Regions from separate parts of the Mus musculus genome. Here region 1 is linked to region 2. The links are chromatin loops, found by intact Hi-C in ENCODE. Cell type or tissue: heart. All regions are shown on one strand. Each heading gives the region's core, and the rest is flanking DNA. Links, peaks and the distances in the headings are about the cores only. Region 1 has its middle 15 kb from the start of Gm51489. Region 2 overlaps Akap13 (A kinase (PRKA) anchor protein 13).

Evidence for each region. A loop is a pair of places that touch in the nucleus more often than their neighbours do. Peaks named below come from ENCODE experiments on the same cell type or tissue, not always from the same donor. Only the 100,000 strongest peaks of a DNase experiment are listed, where the experiment ranks them.
Region 1: a loop joins it to region 2, with 3 times the contacts of the local background. A loop is called at or near these places in 4 of 42 quality-filtered maps.

What each region holds. Positions count from the first base shown.
Region 1 is chr7:75,804,486-75,809,862 of GRCm38, forward strand. No RefSeq gene overlaps it. Among named protein-coding and RNA genes, the nearest start is that of Gm51489, 15 kb to the right of the region's middle. In heart, for the core only: a CTCF peak has its summit at 3,190 (motif pointing right); DNase peaks (open chromatin) are centred at 2,466 and 3,196; H3K27ac peaks cover 1,896 bases.
Region 2 is chr7:75,736,584-75,741,960 of GRCm38, forward strand. It overlaps Akap13 (A kinase (PRKA) anchor protein 13), which reads left to right. Exons shown (of 37, transcript NM_029332.1): 29 at 25-107; 30 at 2,783-2,977. Among named protein-coding and RNA genes, the nearest start is that of AU020206, 43 kb to the right of the region's middle. In heart, for the core only: a CTCF peak has its summit at 2,696 (motif pointing right); a DNase peak (open chromatin) is centred at 2,698.

The sequences.
Region 1 (5,377 bases), core at 277-5,276, 68 kb after region 2:
ACAAGGCTCTCTTCCTCCCTCTCCTCTTCTTCTCTCTCTCTCAAGCATGGCTAGACATACACACCAGATGAATAAACAGACTTGCATATAGCAGGTGTGTGTGATTTTAAGATTTAGTAGTGGGGCTGGCAAGATGGCTCAGTGGGTAAGAGCACTAACCGCTCTTCCAAAGGTTCTGAGTTCAAATCCCATGGTGGCTCACAACCACCTGTAATGAGATCTGATGCCCTCTTCTGGTGCATCTGAAGTCAGCTACAGTGTACTTATGTATAATAATAAATAAATCTTTGGGCCTGAGCAAGCAGGGACTGAGAGAGCAAGGTTGGCTGGGAGCGAGCAGAGATCCTAAAAATTCAATTTCCAACAAGAATTGCTCACATTCGCCGGACATGGTGGCGCATGCCTTTGATCCCAGCACTTGGGAGGCAGAGGCAGGCAGATTTCTGAGTTCGAGGCCAGCCTGGTCTACAAAGTGAGTTCCAGGACAGCCAAGGCTACACAGAGAAACTATCTCAAAAAACAAAAAACAACCAAAAAAAAAAAAAAAAAAAAAAAAAAAAAAAAAAGAATTGCTCACACTCATCTGTACAGCTACAGTGTACTCACATACATAAAATAAATAAATAAATAAATAAATAAATAAATCTTTCTTTAGGACAGTCATGTGACTGTAACAATCTAGTCACTAGATTCTTTTGTATCCATTTCTATGCTAGGGTGAATATGTTAGGAGGAAACTCAAAAGGTACCTTGGAGGGTTGGGGCCAAGGTGTGCTGGTAATGGGAGGAGGGAGAGCAAAAGTCTGCTTCAGAGTGGGGACATGAGACAGAGAGAGATGGACAGCCAGAGAGACAGTAAGACAGAGAATGAACAAGACAAGCAGATTTGGGGAGGCCATGACTTTTTTTTCTGAGACAGGGTTTCTCTGTGCAGCCCTGGCTGTCCTGGAACTCACTCTGTAGACCAGGCTGGTCTCGAACTCAGAAATCCAACTGCCTCTGCCTCCCAAGTGCTGGGTTAAAGGCGTGGGCCACTACTGCCAGGCTGTTGCTGCCTTTCTAGCTTCCCCAGATGCTTCTTCTGTCCTCTTTTGGAATCAGGTTGACTCTTTCTTACACCAACTCCTCCCCTTGACCAGTTCACACAGATGAAACTTGTCATCCACCACCCTTACCTGAAAGTCCTCCTCTTAGTTCTTGGAGCATTTACAGCTGAGCAGAACACCCAGCATGTGCTGTGGCACCTACAGGACTCCTGGGTGGATCCCCTGACACATCCGGATGGCTCCCCACAGAAAAGGAAAAGGAGGGACAGTGAGAAAAGAAAAATATACTGCAGAGGAGAGTGAAAAGAAAAAAAAAGTACGGTGTGGAAAGAAATAGAGCATAGACACAAAGAATAGTTACAAAGAAGTCCAGAGCGTTCCTCTTCTTGTCTATGCAGCAGGGATCCCAAGTGCAGGGGAGGTTACTCACTTAAGTGAACCGGGAACACACCTTGCCCAGCAGCAGGTGGGCTTTTGCTGTAACCCTGGAATTACTGATACTAGAGACTTCAGTGTTGTACAGTTTGCCTCTGCGTTACCAGACATAGGCTCCCATCCCCTCACCCCCAGGCAAGCACACTGTGCAGAAAGCTGGTTTCTATGCTGTGTCCTCTGAGCAGCCCTGGCTCCAACCCCCCACCTCCACCCCCCAGCATTAGAATGGCAGGACCCATAATGAGACATGCTCTCTGACTCTGTGTCTCCAAAAAACCCAACACTCCTGCTGATAAGAACTCCAGGTGCCTGTCCTTGAGACCTTAGAGAAATAAAAAGCTCAAGAAGACCATTTTCTGTTTGGAAAAGATAAAACAGAGGTCAGGTCACAGACAGTTAGTCTTTGAACAGACAGACACCCATTATCCCCCTCCCGCTTCAGTACTCTTCCACCCTCTACTCCCCTTTTCTGTAAATATTCACACTATTCCTATACCGTATATAAACCCAATGTTTTCTGAGCATTTCTGAATGCTCGCTTGTCAGCATTCACGTAGTGTAGTGAGTGCTAGGTGGGCAAACCAAGTTCAAACTTGCAAATAAAAGACTCTGCGAGTTGCAGCGCACTTGGCAGTTCTTGGGCTCGTCTGGGTTCCCTGTGGACCTAGGACACAACACTTGCATCTCCTAATACAAAAAACCGCTTGGGCCACTCACTTGCCAAGCAGGCACTACAGGTTCTTGATCCCCCTGTCCTGTGCGGTGAGTGCTGAGGACTTTGAATTGTGGTCATATCACCTTGCCTTGAGGCAAACCCACAGAACCCTCGGGAAACACAATTCAGGGCCATTTGCATTTCATAGAGGGCCCTGGAAACTTTCCCATGTGGCCTGGCTTTCGTGCAGTTTTATCAACACTGATCTGAAGCTCAGAAGGAAGGAGTCCCTTGGCCACTGGCAGGAAAGGAGCCAAGTTTCCATTTGGCCCTCCAGCCTCCTTTGTTTTGACTTAGACAGGAGGGAAGCCAGCCACATTCTCTGGCACAAGAGCCAGATTCACCAGCGGGGGTGGGAGTGGGGTGGGGTGGGGTGGGGGGTGGGTTGTGGTCTTCTCTTTAGGGGTGTCTGCCTCATCACCCTAATATCTCAAAGGATACAGGGAGAAGATGGAGAGGGACATTGAACAGACAGCAGGCTCAGAGGCTATCCGACTTAATATCAGGAGGCTGTTTCAGAACTGTACATCTTCATGTCCGTTCTCTCTCTCTCTCTCTCTCTCTCTCTCTCTCTCTCTCTCTCTCTCTCTCTCGCACACACACCTTCCCTCCACAGCCCAGCACTTGACCCTCTAAAGCCTCAGCTTGCCATTTCTCCTCCTGTGATTTGCGACCTTGAATGCGACCTGTGCTGTGCGACCTTCCCTCCACAGCCCAGCACTTGACCCTCTAAAGCCTCAGCTTGCCATTTCTCCTCCTGTGATTTGCGACCTTGAATGCGACCTGTGCTGTACCCCTGATCAGGTCTGACTCCCTCTCAGCCAGGAATTCCTCTCCGGCTCTAAGAACACATGCACAGATGGCCATGGACAACCCCTGACCCAGCTCCCAGCAGCCTCTCGGACTTTTAGACTTCTTGGGACTTCTAGACTGCCATTGGAATCCAGGAATGCTTCCTTGGACATTCCACAGAGGTTTTCCTAAAACGGTCAGAAGGGGGCGCCCTTTTGCCTCAGTCCTGCGTCCTGTGTCTTCCCTTATTTGCACTTCCCCAAGATACCCCCTGCTTCCGGGGAGTTGAGGGATTGGGGACATAGAGGGTGTTAGTGTCTGATAGGGTGAGGAAGGTGGGGAAGGTGTGAGGGGAGTCAGTCTGTCCTCAGATAGCATCAAAGACTCCCGATTTCAGAAGCTCCCACGCATGGTCGCATGGTCGGTGAACTCATTGCTTCAGGTCTGTGGCAAGGCAGGGCACTGTGTCAGAAGTGCGTGCGTGTGCGTGCGTGTGTGTGTGTGTGTGTGTGTGTGTGTGTGTGTGTGTGGATTCTCACTTCAAGTCAGCCAGGGAGTGAAGAGAGACACAGAAGGGGTGGGGTCCCAGCAGCCGCTTTCAGGGCACAGCCCCTACATGGCTCAACTTCCTCACACTCAGCTGCACTCCCCCAAAGGTTCCATTATGTAGTGCCTAGCTCAAGGCCAAGCTGTTATCATTTCTTCTAGGCTCCGCCCAGCAGTTACCTAGCAACAGGCAGGTAGGAGCCTGGTCCTTATTTTATTTTATTTTATTTTATTTTTTTAAAGAGCTGTCTTCAGACACACCAGAAAAGGGCACCAGATCTCATGCCACCATGTGGTTGCTGGGATTTGAACTCAGGACCTCTGGAAGGGCAGTCAGTGCTCTTAACCACAGAGCCATCTCTCAGCCCCTGAACTCTTGTCTTACTCCCTCTGGCATCCCCACCCCCACTCCTGCCTCTCCAGGAGTTCCCTGGCCTCTTCCCTTTTCTCTCTCCCCTCTCTCTTTCCCTCTTTGTCTCCTTTCTTTCCCACACTCCCTTCTCATGCCCCCAAATAAATCCCGTATGGCTGGTACCGCAGGGAGGGACGTCTCAGCATGGGCCTGCTATGGCACCCCCTCCCGCCCCATCATGCCACGACATTACAAAACATAGCCCACGCTTGCAGTGGGTCTTTGGAGGACACGCAGACCTAACCTATCGCACTGGAGGAGTGACTCTTCCTCTTGAATTTGATGCTCCTTACCTGTAGGCTAAGGTACTCATGCCACATCATGGTTAGCGTGTCCATCCCATGATAGAAACAGACATATCGTCCGTCTGTCCCCTTCTGCATTGACAGTCATAAATTTCCAGGGTGGGTAAGAGTCCCGGGACAAGCCCCGCCCCCACAGAGTGACTACACTTGCTGCAGTGCCCAAGCCCCTTATCAGGGCCTGTTCTTTAGAAAAGCTGAGGTCCGCCACTCCTTCTCAGAGCTGGGTCCATAGAAGCACGTCCTGCTGTCAGGACCAGTTGAACTATGAACCAGGCTCATCAGGAGCCTGGTTAGAGCACGGGGAAACAAAACAAGAGAGACTGATTTGGTGGGTATCCTAGCTAGGGTTCCTGTGGCTGTGATGAAACACCAGGACCAAAAGCGAGTTGGGGAGGATAAAGCTTTATGCTTTGACATATGCTTCACATCACTGTTCACCTCTGATAGAAGTCCTGGCAGAAACTCAGACAGGGCTACCACCTGAGGCAGAAGCTGATGAATGGGTGCTGCCAGCTGATAGATTATTTCTCCACCGGTGAAATGAGCCAATTTAAGTTAGATTAGATTATATTAAAGGCAGGTTTATTGGAAAGCTGCTCTCAGGCAAGTTCACTGGCCCTCACAGGGTTAGACCAGGGGAGTCACCATGTGGGGGTGGGGGGAGAAAGAGAGAAAGGGTGTACAGAGAGAAAGAGCAGAGAGAGAGAAGAGTGAGAGGAGAGAAGAGGGAGAGAGAGGAGGGAGAGAGGGAGACAAGGAGAGGGACAGAGGGTGCAAAATGTTTTCAATTATATACAGAGGAGGGAGGAGCCTCTGAGAGAAGGGCAGCACAGGCCCTGAGCTGGTAAGTTCAGGGTTTGGATGCAGGACATGCCAGGTAGGGACTGAGGGATGCTGGAAGAACCTGCAATCCAGCTCTGCTTTGATATGCAAAAATATGCATCTGGGTCCCTTGAGTATCCTAGGATCCCAAACCAAACACTTACTAGCTTCCTCTACTAACCTACCTACCTTCCTTCCTTCCCTTCTTCCTTCCTTCCTTCCCTTCTTCCTTCTTTCCTTCCTTCCTTCCTTCCCTTCTTCCTTCCTTCCTTCCTTCCTTCCTTCCCTTCTTCCTTCCTTCCTT
Region 2 (5,377 bases), core at 307-5,306:
CCTGCTTTATTTTGGTTATGTCAGGAATAGAGATGAAGATGAAGGGATTCCCAGTGAGAATGAAGAAGAAAAGAAATTGTTGGATACCAAAGCCCGGGAGTTAAAAGGTAAAATGTTGGAAATGGAACATCACTAAGAATAGTCTAGTGGGTCTGGAGAAATGCCTCAGTGGGTAAGAGCACGGGTTAGACTCGCAGAGGATCTGGATGCAACTCTAAGCACTCGCTGGCTATTCACTACCGTCTGTAGCTCCAGCTCCGGGGGATATGATGGCCTCTTTTGGTGTCTCTGGACAGCAGGCATGGATGTGAGGTACCAACATACATACAGGCAAAACACACACACACTCACACACACACACACACACACACACACACACACACACACACAAGCACATAGCCCATCCCTAGGAAAGTGTTTGTGGTTTTGGACACAGGTGACTTCGTTCATGCCTTGTCATAGAGAACTTGCCATATGTCATAGCCATGGCTAAGGTTAAAATGAGAAAGATATTTGGGAGTTAGTCATTCTACTCCTTGCATTCCCTGGCCTTCTTGGCTGTTATTCTCACAGATGAACTGTGAGGTGGCTCAGGGACAAGGGACGAACTGTTGGAGAAGTTCTCAGTTACCCACTAGTGTTTCATGTAGTCTTGTCTGCCTCCCATTGTGTAGATGACACAGTTGAAGCCCTCAAAGGCCAAACATCCCAGGGCTAAGTGTGTGTATGCTTATTAATGACTGAGCCAGAATCTTACCTGTTTTCTATTTGTTGTGAGACAAGTCTCGCTATGTAATCCTGGCTGGCCTTAATTCTGGGTCCTCCATCCTCAGCTCTAGAGTGCCAGCTAGTACTGCACTCCCTCTCATTCAAACAGCAGAGCCTGGTAGTCTTCTTGTCTTTACTATATATTAGTTGAATTTTTTAAAAACCTTCTTTGGTTAGAAATAAGACAGGAGTTAAGTGAACAGAGTTAGTGACACCATTCTGTTACACTGATGGATGGGAGAGGAGGGAAGATGGTTGACTTCAGACCCCCATTATATCAAGTCTACTAGCCTGTTGGATGACGAGGATAAAATCTTCCTTAAGATTTGTTGTGCAGTTGGCTAGATGATACACAAATGAGTGACAGAACACAGATTGATCTGTCTGGTGGGTCGCATATGATATGTGGCATCTGCCCTTTCTGCCTCTGTAAGTCTCACAGAACCTGCTGCATAAATCACATCTGGGAAAAAAAGTATCTTGCCTCCAAAGGACAGATACATGGAAAAGAACTTGATCTGTCTGCCAGGAGTGGTGGGTCTACGTGTCAATGGTAGGAGCTGAGACCTGAAAAGGGAATAGAGTGCTGCACTCTTAATGTAACTGTTTTCAAGTATTGAACCCTTTCAGGAGAATTGCTTGAGGAAGTAGAGGTGCTTCTGGACCACTCGGGAAATCTCTAGGATAAGTTAGTGAGAGATGAGTAGGTAACCAGACAGGCGAAGAAATAAGGTTGTTAATCAAAATGCTACGGCCAGCCTCAACCAGAGATGCCTGTTGGCAAAGAACACTGGTGAATGCAGAGATGCATGGCTGTTCAATGTGGAGAGAATAAGTTAGTGACAATTGAGTGTTCAACCCTGAGCACAGCATTTATACCTCTCCCTCTGAGGCTCTGGGAGCATGGTGGAAGAAGAGCTAGAAAAGAAATGTAAGAGCTTCAAGACAGGGAGAAGCACTAGGAATGTTGGTTTCTGGACATGGCACAGTGGTTACAGTCAGTACTCCACAGCAGCTGTGGCTGCCTTCAGTGGGGCCCAAGAGTAAATCAGGGATAGGGGCTCTACCCTTCCCTGCTGATGGAATTGGGAGGAAGGGCAGTTGTGGTCTTAAGGCCCATTGAGGAGCTCATCAGACTCACAAAGGTGATCTTAGTTAAACTCAGAATAAAACAGCAAGTCATGAATGTAGGAAAATTACCTGGGATCAGATACTAGAGGTAGGAAAGAAATTCGGGTAAAAGAATACACTTTAGACATGTATGAAATTGCCAAAGAACAAATTAAAAATACCAACTAGGCAGCTGGATGTGAGTGATGGGACAGGATAGACAAAGATACCGGTTTACCAAGCTGGGGATCCTGGAAGATAGAGTGCTAAGGAAGAAACCGTAAACTAGAGGTCAGTCAGCGGGAAGACTCATTTCTGCTATCCTGATAGCACCCTCTTGGTTGAGATACTCATGTGATAGTGACACAGTGGTCTGACGTTCAGAAAATAATGTAGGTTTAAGGGTGCTTGCTGAGGATAATCAGCATACGGGAGGCAGTTGACAGAGAGTGTGAGCCCCAGGAAGAAAGTGTGTAGGGCATATAGAGGGCAGTCAGCAGTGCCACTCCATTGCAGATGGAGGACCCATAAAATGCCCGGTGAAGAAACTGATATCCTCAGGGCAGCACAGGTAGAGTGTTTCAGAAAGAGGAAATAAATATCCATGTGGGAAAAGACCTAAAATAAGGGTCTGTAATTAAGGTGGTTGCAGGAACGTGGCATCAGTGCCAGACTGTGGTAAAGACAGCCACAGTCAAGAAGGGAGCAGAGACAACGTGCAGAGCAGTTACATCAGAAGTGCTGCTGCTGCTTCACAAAGTACAGAAGCAACCCTGTGCTCAGGATGGGAGGCATCTCCTGTCATGGCCCTTCCCTTAACTGCCACAAGGTGGTGCTCATCTCCCGGTCATCTCGTGGTCCACAGCTCCATAGAGTTTAAGTGGTTTCTCCATTTGCCCTGCAGAACAGCTTCAGCAGAAGGACCAGCAGATCCTCCTCTTGCTGGAAGAGAAGGAGATGATTTTCCGGGACATGACTGAGTGCAGCACTCCCTTGCCAGAGGATTGCTCCCCAACGCACAGCCCGAGAGTGCTCTTCCGCTCCAACACAGAGGAGGCTCTCAAAGGAGGACCGCTGATGAAAAGTGCAATAAATGAAGGTAATTTACACACAGTATCGGCCCCTCCTGTGTGTACACTAATGTCCTCTGCCAGTTCCTGCCATTAATAACTAAAGCACCAGTATAAAAAACTGCCCAGTGTCAGTATAGTAACTATCCCTTAGTTATAGTAAATATCCCTTATAAGCACTATGCAGGCTAAGAAATAAAATGTGGCAGATACCCTGAAAGCCTTTGCATGTCCCCGTCATATCTAACTTCCTCCTAACAGGTGCAGCTTCCCTAAAGTGCATTAATAATCACTTAAGTATTTTCCCCTTCTTTCTGGTTTTATTTTTAAGTTATGTTAATGTATTTACTGTACGTGGGGTGGGGGGGAATCCACACTGTGACATGGACATAAAGGTTAGAGGACAGCTTGGAGAGTCCGTTCTCTCTACCATGTACGGCTCAGAGATCAAACTTAGGTCATCAGGCGTGGCCCCATGGTGAACATCAGGCATGGTCCCATGGTGAATGCCTTGACCTGCCATCTCAGTTAGGGTTATTATTGCTATGAGGAAACACCATGACCAAAAGCAAGTTGGGGAAGAGAGGGTTTATTTGGCTCACACCTCCACATCACTGTTCATCATCATGGGAGGGCAGGAGCCTGGAGGCAGGAGCTGACTCAGAAGCCACGGAGGGATGCTGCTTGCTGGCTTGCTGGCTGGCCCACAGCCCCATCTTACGGAGGCATTTTCTCAATTGAGGTTCCCTTCTCTCAGATAAGTTTAGTTTGTGTCAAGTTGGCATAAAAGTACCCTTGCGTGCCTGCTGAGCCATCCTACAAGCCTGCATCCCCTTGCTCGCCCTGTACTTTATCCTTGGAGTAGCTGAGCTTTTTGAACCATGAGTTGGAGTTTCCATATGGTACCTTCTGTCCTCTAGATCTTGCAGTCACCGCTGCTTGCGTTACTCATAATGTGTGCTCCTGTGGTACTGGTTCTTTCCCAGGGAAATATCAGGTCCTAGGTAGCCCTGTTTCTGTGGAATAGGAACCGTGGGATGGATAGAAGGCTGAATGCCGGGGGGAGGGGGGGTCTTCTTTGTGTGCCAGTCCTCTGCTAGTACCTGCACTACGTTGTACACATGTCATGAGGCTGCAGTTGTAGCTCAGAGATAGAGCTCTGCATGCAAGAGGGGCCTTGTGATCAGTCACCAGCCCCAAAATAAACTTACTATGGATTCATGGGTTCTAGATCTCTGAGCAGTTCCCAACCTCATTTAAAGCTAGTGTCCTCCACTGGCCACAGTGCAGAGCTTGCTTCCAGGAGTTAAGGAATTCATTCCTTCAAGATTTCTGGTCTCTTAGTGAAAAATATTTTAAGATCGAAATCTAGGTACCAGGGATATAGTATATATAGTAGTTGCTGTGAGGTTTTAAACATTACTGTGTTGTCCTTTTCAGTGGATGGAGCTAATCAAATTACAAATTACAGGTTGCCTTTTTTATTTTAAAACCTTATCACTTACAAATGTCTGTCTGTTTTCCACATTGAGTATTCTTTCTCAAGGATACCCTATTCTATATTCTATTATAGAATTAGAATAACCTCTATTGGGTCGATAAGATGGCTTAGTTTAGGTGAAGGCACTTGCTGCAAAGTGATGACCTGAGTTGATTCCCAGAAGCCACATAATAAAAGGGCTTCCACACCCTCCTTGACACTCATGGACCACCACATATATACATACACACAGAGAGAGAGAGGGAGAGAGAGAGAGAATGAATATGCTTTTAATTAAAAATACTGTCCCAATCATGCATTAACACTGGTTCTAGTGTAATAGTGTAAGAATGATACTGGTATTCTTACCAATACAGTTCTTACATCCAAGGCGGCCTGTCTCCCATATCCATATTCTGAAGTAGTTACACTGTGTCTACACATCTGGTCTGTAACCATGCACACCCACTCTACTCCTAGCCTGACATACAGTATTTGTTCTTTAAGTACATCCTTATAGAATCCCATGTTTAGGTCAGTGTCCTCAAAGGCCCAACAAAATAGTATTTCTGACTCCTTTATTGATTTCAAAAGATCTTCTGGATATGAAATCTTTGGCTAGTATTTTCATACCTGAGTATATTAGTTACTCTCATGTCACATCTTTTTTCCCATCATGCTCAGAGGCTGGTAACCGTTTCTTGCCTAGATGCCCAAATTTTGTTTTGTTTTGTTTGTTTTTTTTTTCAGTCCAAAGCTTTTACAGAGTATGCTATATGCTTCTTGTGGGGGTGTTCCTTAAATTCCAGCACTCAGGAGGCAAAGGCAGGTGGATTTCTATGAGTTCAATGTCAGTCTGGTCTACATAGTAAGACTCTGTCTCCCAAAAATACTAAGCTTAAAAAGAGTTTCTCTCCGGGCAGTGGTGGCACACGCCTTTAATCCCAGC